Regions from separate parts of the Homo sapiens genome. Here region 1 is linked to region 2. A link is a loop called in an ENCODE intact Hi-C map of the cell type or tissue named here. Cell type or tissue: heart left ventricle. All regions are shown on one strand.

The links. Hi-C counts contacts between places; a loop is a spot of excess contacts. Peaks named below come from ENCODE experiments on the same cell type or tissue, not always from the same donor. Only the 100,000 strongest peaks of a DNase experiment are listed, where the experiment ranks them.
Region 1: it touches region 2 in a loop (3-fold over the local background); 73 of 110 quality-filtered maps call a loop at or near these places.

Annotation. Positions count from the first base shown.
Region 1 is chr7:23,267,703-23,270,202 of GRCh38, reverse strand. GPNMB (glycoprotein nmb) reads right to left here. Exons shown (of 11, transcript NM_002510.3): 8 at 2,215-2,317; 9 at 28-236. Among named protein-coding and RNA genes, the nearest start is that of GPNMB, 22 kb to the right of the region's middle. In heart left ventricle, no CTCF peak of the experiment used is centred here; a DNase peak (open chromatin) is centred at 1,335.
Region 2 is chr7:23,455,973-23,458,472 of GRCh38, reverse strand. The region is part of intron 2 of IGF2BP3 (insulin like growth factor 2 mRNA binding protein 3); the gene reads left to right. Among named protein-coding and RNA genes, the nearest start is that of IGF2BP3, 13 kb to the left of the region's middle. In heart left ventricle, no CTCF peak of the experiment used is centred here; no DNase peak of the experiment used is centred here; H3K27me3 peaks cover 2,412 bases.

The sequences.
Region 1 (2,500 bases), 190 kb after region 2:
CTCATATGGCCATAAAACAAAACTCACCTCTGTCAGGAACAGAAATCAGGGTGCTCGTGAGAGCCAGGCTTGTGTCATCCCCCAGGGTGAGGTTCACACAGTACGTCCCAGACCCATTGAAGGTTCGTCTCACAGTCAGCAGACACATCTCATCCACATCCACAGGGCTGCAGACTGTGTTCTGGGTGATCTCGCAGGTGGGGTCAGAAATGATGGTACAGACCTCCGTGGGAATGCTGCGACAGGGGAGGTGGGCGAGGGCGCACAGGGCACAGAGAAGGGGAGAGAGGAAGGTCAGATCCATTTTACAAAGGGAAAGTCATTACATTTCTATGAAATTGAATTCCACCTCATTGTTACTCAAACTATAAGATGCTGAATTGTTAGTCTTATAATCTGCTCTTAAGCAAGCCTGTGCGCTGAGCTATGCCTTTCTCTGCATCCTCAGGAAAGTGAGGCCCTGGGGTGGAGGAGAAAAAAAAGATCTCCCCCAGGGGAAGGGGCTGATGGAAACCACGTGAAGCCCAGCTCACTCCCTCTATATTCCTTCTACATCCCTAGAATGTTCGAAGATGCAGATAGCTTGGGTGTTAGGCAGACATATTATTAGATGCCATAGTTGGCCCTGCCTAGGTTCCTGTAGAAGTGTAACAGCAACAGCAGCAGCTGTTTTTGCAGGACTTATTATGTGCCGGGCACTGAATTTTATTTATTTATTTATCTTTCCTCAGAGACCTTTGTTCTGAGTGAGTTTTAGATATATGACATGATCTTGCTTATTCCTCTCAATAGTTTTTTTGTTTGTTTGTTTGTTTTGAGACAGAGTTTTGCTCTTGTTGCCCAGGCTGGAGTGCAATGGCATGATCTTGGCTCACTGCAACCTCTGCCTCCTAGGTTCAAGAGATTCTCCTGCTTCAGCCTCCCGAGTAGCTGGGATTACAGGCACCTGCCACCACTCCTGGCTAATTTTTGTATTTTTAGTAGAGATGGGGTTTCACCATGTTGGCCAGGCTGGTCTCAAACTCCTGACTTCAGGTGATCAACCGCCTCAGCCTCCCAAAGTGCTGAAATTACAGGTATGAGCCACAGCACCCAGCCTCTCTCAATAGCTTTTTGAAGAAAGTAACATTACCCCAGTTTAACAGATGACAAATCAGGGAGAGAGATTAACGAGTCCAGGTCATACAAGCAGCCAGGGGTGGAGCTGGGACTTGAACAGAAGAGGTTTGACTCATCTGTCCTTGATGCTGGGCTACCTGCCATTGCTGTCCTGACCGCTATCTCATGGCAGCCTTCTTAGATGGAGAGACCAGGCTCTGATGCTGGACTCATGGGGCGGGGCCTGGGATGGGGACAGTCCCCCTTCTCACCAGCCAGGCCTCTCGCAGCAGCTTCACTCCCTGGGTCAGCTTTCACTGTTTTCTGCCACCCTCACCCTCATTCTGGTCCTCTCCCCAAGGTGGAGAGCTTCTTAGCTCTTCTCTTCTACCAAATAAGGCCACATCTTCATACCACTTCATTCTCCTGATTAATTTATGTATCTACACACACATATATTTTAATCAGGTAATTTATATATTATATGCAAATGATTTGCTAATGTATATTTAGTTAATCGATATAGTATTTATATATTCATTCATTTATATTTAGTTTATTACATATGGTCATGACCAAATCATAGGAAACCAAATTATATAATGCATTGGAAAGAGCTTTGTAAATTCTAAAGAGAGAGGATTATCAGGCGTTGCTATTAATGTTAGCATAGACAACTACCTGGGAGCTTAAGAGCACTCCTGTGAGCTGCTCTCTCCTGGCCACCAGCATTCCATTGGTAGGCAAGTTTTGTGATCACTGGTGGCCTCAGTTGCCTCATCTGCAAAATGGGGAGGCTCATACGATTGTTGTGAGGATTCAATATGAGAACAGGTATAAGGTGTTAAAAAATTCAGTTAAGTGTTCAAACAGTTATCATAATTATTATTCAACTTAATTGTTAAAGCTTTCTCAATTGCTCAACTGTAGCAAAACATGTGTGTGCTTGATAGCACCTCCTAGGGACCTTCCTGTCTAGGGTTACCAGTAAATAGGAATTCAAATCAATAGGAATTCAAATCAACTTAAAAGGGGTAACTGGTGGTCAATGCCTTTGTTCAGACTTGAGGTCCTCAGTTGACCCACCCATGCCTCTGTCGGAGATAATATACTCACCTCCCTTGGCAGGTCACGACAAAGTCTATTAGGGAGCTTTCAGGCCATGGCACCGGCATCAGGACGTCTGTCATCTGGATGATGTTAACCTCTAAGATTCCCTCTAACAAAATAACCCCCAGAGAAAAACACATCAAAATACAACAGAAATCAAACAAAGCCAAACAATCACTCTGGTATAGATTGAATGTTTGTGTCCCTCCGAAATTCATATGTTGAAACCCCCAAGGTGATAGCATTAGGAGGGGGGTCTTTGGGAGGTAGTTAGGTCATGAGGGTGAAGCCT
Region 2 (2,500 bases):
TCAGCTTGTTAGCAAGTTTTGTATGACCCTGACATGCAGAAAAAAATGTCTTGAATGTGAGATACTGCTGAGGAACAGGAGAGTAGGAAGGAGAAACTATGCTGAAACCTCTCGGTGAGGAGACTGGTTGCTTGCCACATGTGTCTTTGTTGAACTGAAGGGAAAAGCCAGGAGGATGTGGGATATGAGGTCTAGATCTGGGCTTGTTTTGTGGGATATGAGGTCTAGATCTGGGCTTGATTTCCAGCTCCACTTACTAAATGCATGCTGTAGCTTGAGGATGAGGAATTTGAGGTCTTGGGAAGTTAGAATGGACATGATGCTTCATAGGATCCTGTTGGACAATGTGTGTAAAGGATGAATACAACGTCACCCAGTAGTCATTCCAATGGAAGCCGTTGTATTTTTCTCCTTGAGATTCAGATGGGGAAGCTGGATGGATGTAAATAGATTTGATGGTGATAACAGAAACATGGAAGATCTTTGTTCTCTTTTGGGATGTGGACTCAAGTAATAATCTGCAGGTGGTGTGTTTTTAATTTACAATGAGCATGTATTACCTTTTTTGTTCAGATACAACATAGATACAACAGATTGTATAAATATTAAACAGGTTGATAATTTTTACATATGTGCACATTCAGATTAATTCAAAATACATAAAATGTGGAAAATGTTTTTCAATCCTCACTCTCTCTAGTAGTTCCCAGGGCTTGCTTACACTCGTTGCTGAATATATTTTCTAGAAGCTCTATGCATGTGTCCACAGACATCTTTGAATATAGTAATGAAATCATACTGTTTATAATTTGTGCTTTTACTAAATAATGTATCCTGAAGAATCTTCAATGTAGGTACAAATAGTTCTCTTTTGTAACCAACAGATGCATTGTTCAGCATAGGTGTGCAATAATTTAGCCATCCTTTTCATAGTAACTTTATTCAAGTGTACCTACGTGTATGCCATCAGACTTCTTGTTGAGAAGTTTAAAAAAAATTTTTTTTTTTTTGAAACAGGGTCTTGGTCTCGCCCAGGCTGGAGTGCAGTGGCGCGATCTCTGCTCACTGAAACCTCCACCTGCCGGGTTCAAGGGATTCTCATGCTTCAGCCTCCTGAGCAGCTGGGATTACAGGTGTGTGCCACCACACCCGGCTAATTTTTGTATTTTTTGGTAGAGACGGAGTTTTGCCATGTTGGCCAGGCTGGTCTCTGAACTCCTGACCTCAAGTGATCCTCCTGCCTTAGCCTCCCAAAGTGCTGGGAGTACTGAGTGAGTCATCGCACTCAGCCCCTGGTTGAGAATTTTTATAACGTAAATTCTTAAACTGGGAATTGTTATGTCAAAAGATGTGGACATTTAAATTTGAAAGCTCTCTGAAAAACCTAAAACTAAATTTCTTCTTTGTTTTTGTTTTTGTTTTTTGAGACAGAGTCTTGCTCTGTCGACTGGGCTGGAGTGCAGTGGCGCGATTTTGGCTCACTGCAACCTCCGCCTCCCGGTTTCAAGGGATTCTCCTGCCTCAGCCTCCCGAGTAGCTGCGACTATGGGCGCGTGCCACTACGCCCAGCTAATTTTTGTATTTTTAGTAGAGACGGGGTTCACCATATTGGTTGGCCAGGATGGTCTCGATCTCGACCTCGTGATCCCCTCGCCGCGGCCTCCCAAAGTGCTGGGATTACGGGCGTGAGCCACTGCGCCTGGCCTCAAAACTAAATTTCTTATGTTGACATAATTAGTTATAAGTTTGACAACAAAGAGCTTCTTTCAATGAAGTGTGCAGTGAGACCGTTTGAGTAAGAACTGTCTCATCAAACATGGAGGACTATATAATTGTAGGAACACACTCTTCTACCATGGATGTGCTAACTCTGACAAGTCTTTGCCCATTTCATTTGTGCCCCTTGTATATAAAAATTAAGTAAAAAGCTGTAAAGCTGAAGTTCTGATACCTTATAGCTAAGATGTCTAGGACTCATGCTCTCCCGTACTTAGCACCTTAAATTTTGCATCCTACTTCAGAAACTAACAGTAGTTTCTTGCGGAGGAAACTTCAAGAAGGTCCACATTTTGAGGAGGAATTTGATTAAGAATTAGCTTCCAAAAGAAGGTGCTACTCAGCTTTTGGTCCCAGCAGGGCAGATAATGAGAGAATCTAGTTAAGAGAACCTGTGGTAATAGTGGTTAAAAAAACAACAAAAAAAATGCTGGTTGAAAAGTGACTGAGCTCTCCCCAGATGTCTTTTTTTTTTTTCCAGCTGGTTTTGCAAAAAATGGAGAAGCTCTTGCTCTTTCTTTGGAGAGTTAAGTTGAAATTTTTAGTTTCTGTATTTCTTGTATGCGAGTTTACCTATTTTTGCATTTTTTTGAGTTTCTGAAATGACTTAATATCTTATGTAAATTTTTAGTTTAACAAGCATAGATTAAGTGCCTGTGCTCATAGTTGATTCTATGCTAGGTTTCAGGGGCTAGAAAGAAGAGTAAGACCCTGCCGGGCGCAG